Linked DNA regions of Homo sapiens: region 1 is linked to region 2. The links are chromatin loops, found by intact Hi-C in ENCODE. Cell type or tissue: CD14-positive monocyte. All regions are shown on one strand.

The links. Hi-C counts contacts between places; a loop is a spot of excess contacts. Peaks named below come from ENCODE experiments on the same cell type or tissue, not always from the same donor. Only the 100,000 strongest peaks of a DNase experiment are listed, where the experiment ranks them.
Region 1: a loop joins it to region 2, with 2.7 times the contacts of the local background. A loop is called at or near these places in 3 of 110 quality-filtered maps.

Annotation. Positions count from the first base shown.
Region 1 is chr11:35,333,011-35,341,010 of GRCh38, forward strand. The region is part of intron 1 of SLC1A2 (solute carrier family 1 member 2); the gene reads right to left. Among named protein-coding and RNA genes, the nearest start is that of SLC1A2-AS1, 55 kb to the left of the region's middle. In CD14-positive monocyte, no CTCF peak of the experiment used is centred here; DNase peaks (open chromatin) are centred at 1,931, 2,421, 4,381, 4,801 and 1 weaker place; H3K27ac peaks cover 3,063 bases.
Region 2 is chr11:35,224,953-35,232,952 of GRCh38, forward strand. CD44 (CD44 molecule (IN blood group)) reads left to right here. Exons shown (of 18, transcript NM_000610.4): 18 at 4,177-7,450. The coding sequence ends at 4,381. Among named protein-coding and RNA genes, the nearest start is that of CD44-AS1, 14 kb to the left of the region's middle. In CD14-positive monocyte, no CTCF peak of the experiment used is centred here; DNase peaks (open chromatin) are centred at 1,949 and 3,179; H3K4me3 peaks cover 997 bases; H3K27ac peaks cover 4,867 bases.

The DNA of each region.
Region 1 (8,000 bases), 110 kb after region 2:
TCAGGTTGGCTCCCTGGAGTGGTCTCATTCCCCATCCGCACACAGCTGATCAAGTATTCACTCTCCGAACAGGTCTCTTTCGCAGCTACTCAAAAAACATAACCTTTGGCAGGGTGCAGTGAGGGGGCACAGTGGCTCACACCTGTAATCCCAGCAATTTGGGAGGCCAAGGTGGGTGGATCATCTGAGGTCAGGAGTTTGAGACCAGCCTTGCCAAAATGGTGAAACCCCATCTCTACTAAAAAAAAATACTAAAATTAGCCAGGTGTGGTGGTGCATGCCTGTAATCCCAGCTACTGGGGAGGCTGACGCAGGAGAATCACTTGAACCTGGGAGGCGGAGGCAGCAGTGAGCTAAGATGGCACCACTGCTGTCCAGCCTGGGTGACAGAATGAGACTCTGCCTCAGGAAAAAAAAAAAAAGCAAAAACCATAAACAGAAACAAAAAGAAAACATAACTTTTACCTATATTGTTATACCAAAATTAACAGATGTCACAGAATTTATTCACCTTAAGATAAGGATTCCTTTTCTTTATTGCTAAGCTAAATAAGCAGTAACTTTAACAATGTTAATGACGAAGAGTTGGAAATTTATTCTAAAACCCTTTAATTTATAGTAAGATATTGTTAATCATGTAAGTTTTTCTTTCTCTTTTTTTTTCCCCTTGAGACAGTGTCTTGCTCTGTTGCCCAAGCTGGAGTGCAGAGGCACGATCTCAGCTCACTATAACCTCTGCCTCCCAGGTTCAAGCAATTCTCATGCCTCAGCCTCCCGAGTAGCTGGGATGACAGGCATGCACCACCATGCCAGCTAATTTTTTTTTTTTTTTTTTTTTTTGTATTTTTAGTAGAGACGGGGTTTTGCCATGTTGGCCAGGCTGATCTTGAACTCCTGGCCTCAAGTAATCTACCTGCCTTGGCCTCCAAAAGTGCTGGGATTACAGGTGCAAGCCACTGCTCATTTAAGTTTTTCTTAAGTAAACTTCAATGCACTTTGTTTCAGTATTATTATTGAAAGTTACTAAAGGGTTTTGTCCACTTATAATTATGAAACCTAGATCCCTGAGTGGCAACAATCAGATAGAACTAAGAAGTGATTGTCCCTTAGATAGGCATGGATTTTCCAGTCTGCCACAGTCCCCACCATCCCTTATTGTCTCCTTGACACCAATGCGAAGTGTCAATTACTATTTATCATCAGGCTTCCATTGCTGTCTTTCTGAAGAGAGTGTTAAGAGGAAAGCAAACTGTTTCCTGATTTCATGTGCATACCTGCCTGGCTCTCATTAAGTTAGCAGCCCCTGTCCCTTTTGGTTCCATCATTGTACAGATGGGAGCTTTCTTCATATGCTTAAGTAAAATCTTCAAAAAAGGAATGAAAATTTATTCACCAGGCTACAAGCAGGTAGGGAGTGATTTAACAGAGCGAATCACGTTGTTGTTACTAAAGATGTCACATAATTTACAACTTTGAGCAAAGGTTCCCAGGGGACAGGTGTGAAAACAAAAGCAAGTGATGCGTCATCTCACCTTCCTGAGAGCAGGCAGAGGCAGTGCTTTAAGAATCATTGATGACTGACTAGCAGGTTACAGCGGGTGGAGGAGGGCTTCACTATCTTCTCTGCATGGCCCCTTATTATCAGTAGCCCCAAGATTAGAACTCTCTAGAGCAATGACTAGAGAGCAATGCTCAAATGCTGAGACATGACTTCAGCCTTTTCTTTACCAGTCTACTTTGGGGGGCAGGATGTGAAGATTTGGTGAGTTGGACTCACAGCTTGTAGAGTCTGGCTGGAGAGCAATTTTGTTTTGTTTTGTTTTGTTTTGTTTTGTTTTGTTTTGTTTTGTTTTGTTTTGTTTTGCAACATCCCTTAAGACAGACATTTTGTACAATATGAGAAGTGACTGTTAGTCATTTTACAGATGAGAAAGCAAAGTTAAGTAACTTTTCCATTGTCGGGTAGCTAGGAGTAGACAGCTGGGAATCACACCTTGGTCTGTCTTCATCCAAACCCAACCCCTTTTCATTACAATATGGCAGCTGAAAGAACCTGATACTTTAAGATGAGAATAACATTCTTCAATATTTCTTTATTTACAGCATCATAGACATAGCCTTCAATTGTCCAAAGTAGTTAAGAGTGTATGCATTGATGGGGGGGAAGTGTGTGTATTGTTGTGTATTGTTGTATTTTGCCACTCTCAAGCAAACTTCTCCTCCAGTCTCATCAACATACCCAACCTCAACCTCATAGCTGCTAATTCTTCACAAATACCCATAAAACCTATCTATTGAAAGCTATATTTCCCCCAAGATATTGGCCATATAGGCAGCTTCAGGCCAAGTTCTTTCAAACTTCAGCCATAGCAACCGCAATTGCACAACCAAGGGCAGCTGTGATGAAGTCACGGGGAACAAATTAGCAGAGGTCCCAGTACTCCTCTGGCCTGTAATCACTCATCACCTCAGACTGTGTTGATGATCCAGACCCTGGGCATGCCATTTAGCTGAACTCTATAGCTGAAGGAAATGCTCAGGAAAGGATTTTTAATTTGAGATTTTCCTTTGAATAATGTGAGGCTTCATTTTTTGGAGAAAGGAAGACAGTCTATCATGAGTTACTACCAGGGTCTTCACAACAATGCCAAGCAAAATCTGATCCAGTCTCACCCAAGTCAGTGGCTCATATCTACAATCCCAGCACTTTGGGCGGCCAAGGCAGGTGGATCACTTGAGGCCAGGAGTTCAAGACCAACCTGAGCAACATGGTGAAACCCTGTCTCTACCAAAAACAAAAATTAGGTAGTCTCATAAGCCAGTCTCAAAAAAATTAAGTAAATAAAATTTTTAAAAAATTAAATTAAAAAATGTTGTTAAAAATCTGATCCAGTCTCTTCAGACATCCTCCCACAGAAGATGCTGAAAAAAGGTTTCTTATATGGTACAAATACACAATGGAATACTATGCAGCCATAAAAAGGAATAAGATCATCTCCTTCAGAGGGACATGAATTGAGCTGGAAGCCATTATCCTCATCAAACTAATACAGGAACAGAAAACCAAACACCACATGTTTTCACTTATAAGTAGGAGCTGAACAATGAGAACACATGGACACAGGGAGGGGAACAACACACACTGGGCCTCTCAGGGGGTGGGGTGGGTGGGGGTAGAGCATTAGGAAAAATAGCTAATGCATGCTGGGCTTAATACTTAGGTGATGGGTTGATAAGTGCAACAAACCGCTATGGCACAGGTTTACCTATGTAACAAACCTGCACATCCTGCACATGTACCCCACAACTAAAATTAAAATTAAAATTAAAAAGAGAAGGAAAAAAGGTTTCTTGATGATCTCTATCTAGAACCCTTTGAAGGTGACCCAATCAGCTCATTAATTGTTTGCTCTTGAATACTTGCTTTCACCCAATGGGCTTTGATATTAATAACAGTATTGATTATACTCTCAACATTTATGGAACATACTAGCTCTGAGATAAGTGGTTTCCTTTGTTTGATCCTCACAACAACAATTCTATAAGCAAGTAGGAGGAAGGAACAAACAGATAGAGTGCTATTATTATCCTCATTTTATAGACAAGGAACTAAGGCCACCAATGTGCCTAAAATGACCTAGTAAGCATCAGAATCACATAGCTAAACCTACATTGGCCCAAATCCAAGACTTTAGTTTGTAGGACTATGCTCAAGTAACTAGGCAGCCAATTCAAATACTCCATCCTCCAATTTTATATTTATAAATTACAAGCACTCACAGCCGGGGTCAGCAACTCATGGCTTTCCATATGGCCCATGAAGCCTAAAATATTTACTCTTTAGCCCTTTACAGAAAAATGTTTTCTGACCCTTGGCCTAGAACAGTAAACCAAATCCCAAATTTTCCATTCAGTGTACTGAGGTCTCTGTAGTACTTGGGACCAGCAGATTCCACAACATTTTTTAACTCAAGAAAAATATTTATTTGCATTGATTTATGTAAATGACCCTGAGTGATGAAAGTTGGAAATAAATTTGGGGAAAAAAAGAGCTAAAGAGTTGTGGTTGTAAAATATCCACCTCCTAAACTACTGCAGAGCTGCTGGTTAACCAAAATCCAGGGAGGGTTTTGCCAGAATCATGAAGAATTTTATGAATGGGTCTACACTGAGTACAGAGAAAAGTGCCCACAGGCCTCTCTGTATCCATGTTGATGGGGGATTAAAGAAGACTCCTCCTACCAACATCCAGCCAAACAGAAGACTAGCTGTTTAAATGGCTGCCAGCATGCTAAGCGAATAGAAATAGTGACAAAGAGGGTAGTCAGAAAGGCAGTGAGTAACTATTCATTGTTTTCAAACGTGGCGAGAGGTGTTTGGTAATCTTTGTGTAAAACAGACATCTGAGTCATCTCAGCAGCAGGGAGTTCTCATGAGTCATATAACACATGCTAGTCACAAATCAGGTCTTTCCACCAGTTCAGGAATATTACCAACAGTATCACCACACTACTCAGTATGGATCCAAAACTCAAGGAATATCTATCTAACTACACCTGCATGTTCAAATGTACTAGATGTACCATGGTATAACAGGTGTACCATGGGTGTACCAGTAGGTGTAAACAGACTCTACCTATAGGGTAGAGTCCTTTAAGGTTGCAGAAGAAACAGCTGCAAACTCCAAAACTGCCCCAGCTTGCTGTGTGAACTTGTGCATGTGCTGCCTCTTATCTGAGCCTAAGACTCATCTATAAAATGAGATGTTTGAGTTGGATGCCTCTCCCCTGCCTTCCAGCTCTATGAGTATGTGGAGGGGAAGCTCCACCAACAGTTTAGAAACAGTCCTGGAATACACTGCTGACTTATGACTCATAATTCATCATATCTCATTATCTAATTAGTATTATAATTACCATCAACATTATCATTGTTATTATCCTTAGTATAGCATAAATAATAACAATATAATAATAACTAGCATTTCTTAAGTGCTTTGCATGTGCCAGATCTTATTTGTTCAGGTCTCTAGAATATGTGGGACAAGAAGATTGTAGTATCTGCATAGATCAGGAGTTGGCAAACTACAGCCATGGGCCAAATCCAGTCAACAGCCCATTTTTATAAACAAGGTTTTATTAGAACACAGCGAAGCCTATTGTTTACCTATTGTCTACGGTTACTTTTGCACTCCAAGAGCAGAGTTGAGTAATTGCAACAGAAACCCTAAAATATTTATCTGACCCTTTACAGAAAACACTTGTTGACCCCCTTCTTTTAGACCCTACATAACAAATCTGTTGTTTTTTGCCTCCCTAGTGTCTGCTTGCTACTCTTTTGGTTCTATCCTCTCGACTTCTCAGGGCAATTCCCCTTCTAACTCCCGTCCCTATGGTTTGGATGGAACTGACCCATGCCCATCTCAGGACTGGTGAATCAGGATACTCTATCCTCATAACCACATAGATTTGTGGGTGATCATGTGGACCAAGTTGGTCCAGTGAGATATAGTCCTAAGACTTTGGCTAGAAAAAGTGGGAAGGAGGAGCTCTTCTTTGCTGAGGTTTCTTAGCTGCTAGGATGTGTCCAGAGCTGCCGGGAGCTTATAAGGGAATGACCTGCCTTTGTTTGAGGACAAGGAGATATGGAAAGAGAATCAGTCCTAATAATAAGATTTTAGCTCCTAGATCCAGATACACCTAAAGTTATCTCTAGACTCTTTGGTTAACAAGCTGATATATTCTCTAGTTCACTTAAGTCAGACTAAGGTAGGCTTCCCTCACTTGCAACTAAAACAAAACAGTCCTTTGAAATAGACACAATTACTTTACCCACTAAGATACACCTGATCAAGATCACATAACCAGTAAGTGGCAGAGGCTAGGACCCAGGTCTCCACTGAGCTTTTCAAGATGAAGGGGTCAGCATCTAGAGCTCTCTAGAAGATCTGGCTAGAAGCAGGGACACAACCAACGGGTGATTTTCCTGTCTTTGAATTGCTCTCTAAAGGGCAATTCTTTGGGGGATCATCTTGTTTTCTACTTATGACTGTCCCATGGCAAGACCCAGTAGAGTACTGGCTTCTCATGCAGTAATTTGGGGCAAGTTATGACAAAGAGTGATGTCATAGCCATTTGTCAGCTCTTCATTCTTGCCATTTAACTGGGAAAAATTTTTGCTGGGGAGAAACTTGACCTCCCTCTGTTGGGATATTTAGTCATTCAGCAAGAAACATGGAATCAGGGAATCTCAATGCGGTGAACAAGATTGTGGGTCAGGGCCCTTCTGTGTCAAGGAGTCAGTCAGGACAGATTTTGCTGAAGAAGAGATTTCATAAAATCAAACCTAACTGGAACTATCCGTTCCACAGGGCATCTTCTTATACTCTGCTTTGAAGGGGACAGACTCCAGAAGGAAACATGCAGTGCAGGGTATGGAAACAGAATCTCTCAGGGAGATGTTTGGTTAGTGTGTGGCTCAATGTTACACCTTTACCAGCTGGAGGACCTTATCATGAGGACTGGGTTTCAGATAGGGATCCTGGTGACTCACAGGACCCTCTGTCAGGGGTCCACTGGTCTCAACACACCACATCAAATGAGAGAATGGATTCAAGCATTTTTTAATGATTTTCAACCATGAGAGTTGAGCATAAGTTGGATGGGCAGATGGATGGATGGAGGGATGGATATTGGACACACAGAAGATTGATAAGCACAAATATATACATGTATAATTGTATATATAGAGATTACAAGTAATATTTCTGGAAAGATCACAGAATATTGCTGAGAGTAGCAGCTTCTAGGGAGAACTGAGAAAATGGGTATCTCAAATGAGAGGGTGACTCACAGATCACTGTATTCTCCTTAGCTCTGTTTAAATGTTTTCCTATGTGCATTTATTGCTTTTTCAATGTTAGGATTAAAAATAAGAGGGAATTATCAAAAATATATTTAACGACAAAGCCCTCTTGGCTTCATCCCTCAATGACCCTAAAATTTAAATGACCAAAACCCCATTTCCTCAGGCTTTCTTGTTAAGCTTTTTTCCTTGAGGCTTTGTAATACCAGCCATGCAGACACACTGACATGAGCTCTCTGCTCACGTGTCACTTCTCTGAGCAGAGAGAAGAAGCAACGGGACCCAGCTCATGTCAGGAAAAGATGTTACATGAGACCTGTTCCTTTGGTGTCTGCCCCAACTCAGTGCCAAGCCAGAGGTAAAGGGCAAAGGGTGATAGGAAGGAGTCCAAAATACAGGCCACAAAGGCCTCTAGTCCATCTGGGCACTGCTGGAGCCAGGGCAGGGCAACGCTGGCACAGAGATAAAAGGGCTGTCCACAGTCTGGCCTCTAAGGGACTTGAAGTCCATGGAATGATCTGAGCTCCCTATCTGCTTTAGTATAGTCAGTGGACAATGTCTATCACTTCAAAAGAATAGGACATGAAACAGAGCTGTCCTGCACAATTCTGAATCACACACATATTCTGTAGGAAGAACCTGTGTCTGGCTTTAAAGCCTACTTCTACCCCTTTCTAGCTGTATGATCCTCAGCCACTCACTTTAGTCCCTGAGAGCTTCAGTTTCCTTGTCCATACAAAGGAAAAAGATTGTAGCGTAAATTAGATGGGATCACTTCCATTAAGTGCCAACTACAAAGAAGCAATCAGTATTGGCCTGGTTCCCCCCTCCCCTTTGGCATCTCAGAAGTAAAGGGAATGCTTTTTTAAAGAATTTATTGATTGAAAGAGACAACAGAAAACTAAATGAACTTTCTTAGAAAACTGTGCAGACACTGAAGTGAGACCCAGCTTCTCTGGACTCTTATGTAACAAGTTACATAAGGGTCATCTTATTCCCCCAGTGTGCCCCCTGGGATTATGGTGTGGAGGCTAAGGTCAAAAGGAAATTATGTAAGCATAATCCTGAGAAATTGACAAACAAAGCAGTGACCAGTTCAAGGAGCAAACCAGCAGTATGTTACTGTGAATCTCCCA
Region 2 (8,000 bases):
CCTTCTCTTATGCTACAGTCTAGCTCCTGCAATCTGAGCTCACCCAACCTCGTCCTGCTGTCTAGAACAGTGCTATGCAATAGAACTTTCTGTGATGATGGAAATATTCTATACCTCCACTGTCCAATATATAACTACTAGCCACAACTGAGCACTTGAACTATGGCTAGTTCAACTGAGGAAGTGAATTTTTAATTTCATTTCATTGTAATTAGTTTAAATTCAAATAGCCAAATGTGGCTGGTGGCTACCATATTGGATGGCACAGCTCTAAAACAGTGCAAAATAAATCCCTAAATATCGTTAAGGATTGTCAGGTAGAAGAGTCATGAGATCAGTTGCCAAGTTACCCACCTAAATCTTTTAAGATAAATTCTGCCATGCCATAAAAGTATGTTACCTGGCTTCTAAACCCCAGCCAGCCTGCCCTCTCTTTCCTGGTGAGGTCTCAGTCTGCCTCCTTCCACACTGTGTGATTGCTGTGTGCTCAGCTAATGCCTGAGATTTAAGGGAAGAGGAGATAAAGGTAAGACACAGATCCATGAGGATCTCTGATCTTCAGAGTCAGAAGATCCAAGCTGTGGCTGGGCGCGGGGGCTCACACCTGTAATCCCAGCACTTTGGGAGGCTGAGGCAGGCAGATCATTTGAGGTCAGGAGTTTGAGACCAGCGTGGCCAACATGGAGAAACCCTACCTCTACTAAAAACACAAAAATTAGCCAGGTGTGGTGGCGGGTGCCTGTAATCCCAGCTACTTGGGTGGCTGAGGCAGGAGAATTTCTTGAACCCAGGAGGCAGAGGTTGCAGTGAGCCGAGATAGTGCCATTGCACCCCAGCCTGGTTGATGAAGTGAGACTTTGTAAAAAACAAAACAAAACAAACAAACAAACAAACAAACAAAAACAGAAAATCCAAGCTGTGATTCTTGCAGTGCAGTGCCATAACAAGCTGTGAAACTTTGGACAATACTTCTTGGACTTGGTGTCCAGTTTACATAATGAAGAAGCTGGGCTAGATGATCTCTGAAGCCCCTTAAGGTCTAGTGCTCCTTCTTAAATTCTTATAACTAGGAATAACTTAAAAATTAGAATTTGTCTCTTAAAAGCACTTATTAGACGCCTAGAGCACTGAATATTGGAATGAGTTATTTATGAGAATCATCCTACCCTCCTGAAACTACTCAGACAGATAGAAACACATAAATCCAAAGGGAAATGCAGGCCAACCAAAAACCAAGCACAATATTCCTGTGTCCTATAGGTCAAATGTTATCCACTGTCAAGATCAGCTTCGTTTAGATTAACAACATTAATCCCCACCCACTCCCATGCACAGACATATTTTTTATGCTCATAAATCACTTTCCCACAATATTTCATTCCATCCCTCAACCACCCATTGGTTAGGGAAATGGGAATTACTTTAACTAGACAACTTTCCTCCAAAGAACACAGGGGCCAGGGAATTGGAAGTAACACAAGCAGTATTCTACCTTGAGCCTTTTAAATCCTCTTCATAGTAAATAATAACGAGGTAGGTGGAGGCAGCCAGGAGAAACAAGCAAAATTCATTTCATATGGCTTTTGTTATATTAACAATTATAGATAGCACTTGAAAGCTTACTGTGCTCCAGATACTGTTCTAAGTGTTAACCCAAACCTTAGTTTCCTTACCCCGCATAAGAGCAAGAATAACAATTATTTCCTTACCCCTCATAAGAGCAAGAATAATAACAATAGACTCATTTATTTAGTGACAGTCTCTGTTTCAAGGGCTTTTCACAATCCTATGATATTGCTACTCTTAGTAACCTGGTATTATTGATGCAAAACTGAGGCTCAGAGAGGTTAAGTGAGTTGCCCCAGGTCACATAGCAGTAAGTTCTCAAAACCAGGCCTTCCGAGCCCCTTTTCTTCTTTCTTTTTTCCTTTTTTTTTTTTTTTTTTTTTTGAGACGGAGTCTTACTGTGTCACCCAGGCTGGAGTGCGGTGATGCAATCTCAGCTTACTGCAACCTCCACCTCCCAGGTTCAAGCAATTCTCCTGCTTCAGTCTCCTGAGTAGTTGGGATTCAGCCACGCACCACCATGCCCCCATGACCGGCTAATTTTTGTATTTTTGGTAGAGATGGGGTTTCACCATGTTGGCCAGCTGGTCTCGAACTCCTGACCTCAAGTGATCCTTCTGCCTCAGCCTCCCAAGTGTTGGGATTACAGGCATGAGCCATTGTGCCTGGTCTCTTTTTCTTTTTTGAAACAGGGTCTCACTCTGTCACCCAGGCTGGAATGCAGTGGCACAAACACAGCTCACTGCAGCCTCGACTTCCTGGGCTCAAGTAATTCTCCCACCTCAGCCCCCAAAGTAACTAAGACTACAGGCACATGCCACCACAGCCGGCTTATCTTTGTATTTTGAATACAGACTGGGTTTTACCATGTTGCCCAGGCTGGTCACAATCTCCTGGGCTCAAGTGATCCACCCGCCTTGGCCTCCCAAAGTGCTGGGATTACAGGAGTGAACCACTGCACCTGGCCTCCAAGGCCCTTTTCTTGACCATGCATCCTGCTGGACTCCATCTGTATTCCTGGTCCCCATGAATCTGTTTCACAGTTCAAGCATCCTTCCCCCAACCCCTCATCAAGCCTTATGCTAGAGGAGACAGGATCTACCTCCTGTTGAGGAGGTATAATTTTTATTTCCCCAAACAAGAGCTTAAAGTTTATGGCCTTGGCAGTCCTACAGGGAATGGTCCATGATCATGAATAATAGAGGCTTTGTCACTATTACTCCAAATATCCAGAGGCAAAGTGAACAATTCTGACTTCATACTGTTTCCAAATCTCCAGAGGGCTGGCAGCATTGACAGAGCCAGGCAGAGCCCAGGCTTTGGTCATAAAGGCCTGGATTTGAATATTGGCTCTGTCATTCTTACTTTCTGTGTGACCTCGAGCAAGTTATTAAACCTCTTTTGGCCTCAGTTTCCATTGCTGTATTATGGGAACAATAGCTGCTTTGAAAGAGTGTTGTAAGAATTACAGAAAATTACATGTAAAATGTCTGGTATTCAGGAGGTAATCTGCTTCCCTGAATCCCCATCTTGCTTGTAGTTGTGAAGCTATGCAACTTTCCTTCCTCTAAGCATAGTCTGACTCGTATATGTGTAGTAGTGATATGTTACAGGAAAGAGGAAGCATTGCATTAGGCTGGGTGGGGTGAAGCAATGGACAGTAACCAGGGAAAAGATCAAGGTCGTACTCTTCCATAGCAACTTTCTTTTGCGTTTGGGTCTTAAGTAATGTTTGAGAAACCTTAAATTAACGAGAATAATTTGTCTTATGTTATTAAACTTCCTATATCAGGGTTGTATGAGTTAGCCAATGTTAGGAAAACATCACTATGGCCTTATACCTCTAGAAAAATGTTGTTTTATTCTTCTCGATACATTCAGTAATAATGCTGACAAGGCCGACAAAGTGTTGACTGGGAGAGGAAGTTATGGGACTTTCTGGAATATACAAATCAGAATGATTTACAATCATCATGTTGATGGTTTATCTAAATCTGCAGAAACTGCTAAAATGCTTAAAAGAGGCAAACATTTCCATTGTGAAGTAAGATAGAAAGAGAATCAGAACTTGAGAGTCAGACAGACCAGGGTTTGAATCCTCTTTCTTACTTGCTGAGTTACTTGGGGGAAGTTACTGAATTTTCTGATCCCCAAGGTTTCTTCACTTGGAATATAGAGAATATAATAATAACACCGGCTTCCTGGAGTCTTAGTTGCTGGTTTGCAAACTTGACTGTGCAGAGAAGCCCCTGAGGGGTTGCAAATTTGACTGTGCAGAGAAGCCACAGATCCTGGGCTCCAACTCTAGAGTTTTCTGATTCAGCAGGTTTGGGGTGGGGCTGAGAATTTGTATTTCTAACAGGTTCCAAGATGATGCTTTTGCTGCTGGTCCAGGGACCTCACTTTGAGGAGTGCTGGTTGTTATGAGTCTGGTTGTTAAGTGCTGGTTGTTAGTTGTTAAAGTAGAGAAAACCCCTAGCACAGTGCTTGGCACACACTAAAGCCATCATAAACCATAGTGATCATCAATGATGGTGCTCAGTAAGGATGATGATCTGATGCCTGAGTCACTGCAATCTTTCTGATATGGTACATTTTTTAAATTATTAGGTGTGGGCAGAAGAAAAAGCTAGTGATCAACAGTGGCAATGGAGCTGTGGAGGACAGAAAGCCAAGTGGACTCAACGGAGAGGCCAGCAAGTCTCAGGAAATGGTGCATTTGGTGAACAAGGAGTCGTCAGAAACTCCAGACCAGTTTATGACAGCTGATGAGACAAGGAACCTGCAGAATGTGGACATGAAGATTGGGGTGTAACACCTACACCATTATCTTGGAAAGAAACAACCGTTGGAAACATAACCATTACAGGGAGCTGGGACACTTAACAGATGCAATGTGCTACTGATTGTTTCATTGCGAATCTTTTTTAGCATAAAATTTTCTACTCTTTTTGTTTTTTGTGTTTTGTTCTTTAAAGTCAGGTCCAATTTGTAAAAACAGCATTGCTTTCTGAAATTAGGGCCCAATTAATAATCAGCAAGAATTTGATCGTTCCAGTTCCCACTTGGAGGCCTTTCATCCCTCGGGTGTGCTATGGATGGCTTCTAACAAAAACTACACATATGTATTCCTGATCGCCAACCTTTCCCCCACCAGCTAAGGACATTTCCCAGGGTTAATAGGGCCTGGTCCCTGGGAGGAAATTTGAATGGGTCCATTTTGCCCTTCCATAGCCTAATCCCTGGGCATTGCTTTCCACTGAGGTTGGGGGTTGGGGTGTACTAGTTACACATCTTCAACAGACCCCCTCTAGAAATTTTTCAGATGCTTCTGGGAGACACCCAAAGGGTGAAGCTATTTATCTGTAGTAAACTATTTATCTGTGTTTTTGAAATATTAAACCCTGGATCAGTCCTTTGATCAGTATAATTTTTTAAAGTTACTTTGTCAGAGGCACAAAAGGGTTTAAACTGATTCATAATAAATATCTGTACTTCTTCGATCTTCACCTTTTGTGCTGTGATTCTTCAGTTTCTAAACCAGCACTGTCTGGGTCCCTACAATGTATCAGGAAGAGCTGAGAATGGTAAGGAGACTCTTCTAAGTCTTCATCTCAGAGACCCTGAGTTCCCACTCAGACCCACTCAGCCAAATCTCATGGAAGACCAAGGAGGGCAGCACTGTTTTTGTTTTTTGTTTTTTGTTTTTTTTTTTTGACACTGTCCAAAGGTTTTCCATCCTGTCCTGGAATCAGAGTTGGAAGCTGAGGAGCTTCAGCCTCTTTTATGGTTTAATGGCCACCTGTTCTCTCCTGTGAAAGGCTTTGCAAAGTCACATTAAGTTTGCATGACCTGTTATCCCTGGGGCCCTATTTCATAGAGGCTGGCCCTATTAGTGATTTCCAAAAACAATATGGAAGTGCCTTTTGATGTCTTACAATAAGAGAAGAAGCCAATGGAAATGAAAGAGATTGGCAAAGGGGAAGGATGATGCCATGTAGATCCTGTTTGACATTTTTATGGCTGTATTTGTAAACTTAAACACACCAGTGTCTGTTCTTGATGCAGTTGCTATTTAGGATGAGTTAAGTGCCTGGGGAGTCCCTCAAAAGGTTAAAGGGATTCCCATCATTGGAATCTTATCACCAGATAGGCAAGTTTATGACCAAACAAGAGAGTACTGGCTTTATCCTCTAACCTCATATTTTCTCCCACTTGGCAAGTCCTTTGTGGCATTTATTCATCAGTCAGGGTGTCCGATTGGTCCTAGAACTTCCAAAGGCTGCTTGTCATAGAAGCCATTGCATCTATAAAGCAACGGCTCCTGTTAAATGGTATCTCCTTTCTGAGGCTCCTACTAAAAGTCATTTGTTACCTAAACTTATGTGCTTAACAGGCAATGCTTCTCAGACCACAAAGCAGAAAGAAGAAGAAAAGCTCCTGACTAAATCAGGGCTGGGCTTAGACAGAGTTGATCTGTAGAATATCTTTAAAGGAGAGATGTCAACTTTCTGCACTATTCCCAGCCTCTGCTCCTCCCTGTCTACCCTCTCCCCTCCCTCTCTCCCTCCACTTCACCCCACAATCTTGAAAAACTTCCTTTCTCTTCTGTGAACATCATTGGCCAGATCCATTTTCAGTGGTCTGGATTTCTTTTTATTTTCTTTTCAACTTGAAAGAAACTGGACATTAGGCCACTATGTGTTGTTACTGCCACTAGTGTTCAAGTGCCTCTTGTTTTCCCAGAGATTTCCTGGGTCTGCCAGAGGCCCAGACAGGCTCACTCAAGCTCTTTAACTGAAAAGCAACAAGCCACTCCAGGACAAGGTTCAAAATGGTTACAACAGCCTCTACCTGTCGCCCCAGGGAGAAAGGGGTAGTGATACAAGTCTCATAGCCAGAGATGGTTTTCCACTCCTTCTAGATATTCCCAAAAAGAGGCTGAGACAGGAGGTTATTTTCAATTTTATTTTGGAATTAAATACTTTTTTCCCTTTATTACTGTTGTAGTCCCTCACTTGGATATACCTCTGTTTTCACGATAGAAATAAGGGAGGTCTAGAGCTTCTATTCCTTGGCCATTGTCAACGGAGAGCTGGCCAAGTCTTCACAAACCCTTGCAACATTGCCTGAAGTTTATGGAATAAGATGTATTCTCACTCCCTTGATCTCAAGGGCGTAACTCTGGAAGCACAGCTTGACTACACGTCATTTTTACCAATGATTTTCAGGTGACCTGGGCTAAGTCATTTAAACTGGGTCTTTATAAAAGTAAAAGGCCAACATTTAATTATTTTGCAAAGCAACCTAAGAGCTAAAGATGTAATTTTTCTTGCAATTGTAAATCTTTTGTGTCTCCTGAAGACTTCCCTTAAAATTAGCTCTGAGTGAAAAATCAAAAGAGACAAAAGACATCTTCGAATCCATATTTCAAGCCTGGTAGAATTGGCTTTTCTAGCAGAACCTTTCCAAAAGTTTTATATTGAGATTCATAACAACACCAAGAATTGATTTTGTAGCCAACATTCATTCAATACTGTTATATCAGAGGAGTAGGAGAGAGGAAACATTTGACTTATCTGGAAAAGCAAAATGTACTTAAGAATAAGAATAACATGGTCCATTCACCTTTATGTTATAGATATGTCTTTGTGTAAATCATTTGTTTTGAGTTTTCAAAGAATAGCCCATTGTTCATTCTTGTGCTGTACAATGACCACTGTTATTGTTACTTTGACTTTTCAGAGCACACCCTTCCTCTGGTTTTTGTATATTTATTGATGGATCAATAATAATGAGGAAAGCATGATATGTATATTGCTGAGTTGAAAGCACTTATTGGAAAATATTAAAAGGCTAACATTAAAAGACTAAAGGAAACAGACTCAGAAGTCTCTAATTTAAAAGAATGGGAGGCTGAGAGGGACAGAACTATGCTTATCTGGCACCGTCTGGGTAATTTAGAGGAACAAAGTCAAAGGTATCTGAGGTGGCTGAAGCCTCACACTCATTTTATTTTTTAAAAAAGCAAAAACAAAATGGGTTTCCATCAACTTGAAAGTCTTCTTTTGGAGAAAATCTGGTTTTCTATGAGTGATGTGTGGTTCACATGTTTCAAACTAAGTGAGATACAGTGAAGTGTTAGTTCTTTTAAAGCCAAGAACTACTCCTGGACTTCCAGTTAAAGAGAGGAGAGTGTACATACCTTCATTCCCTCATGTAAGCCTCTAAAAAGAAAATAAAGAGATATTTCCAGACGGAATCAACCAGTGGAGTTAAAGAGATTGGAAGAAGAGACAAGAGCAACAAAAACTTGAAGCTGAAAAGTGATAGCTGATTGGTAACTGAATGAACAAGTCTGGAAAAGCTGACTCCTAAGCCTGCAGTGTGGAAAATTGAGAAACAACCAGACTTATGTGACAGAACCATCAAAA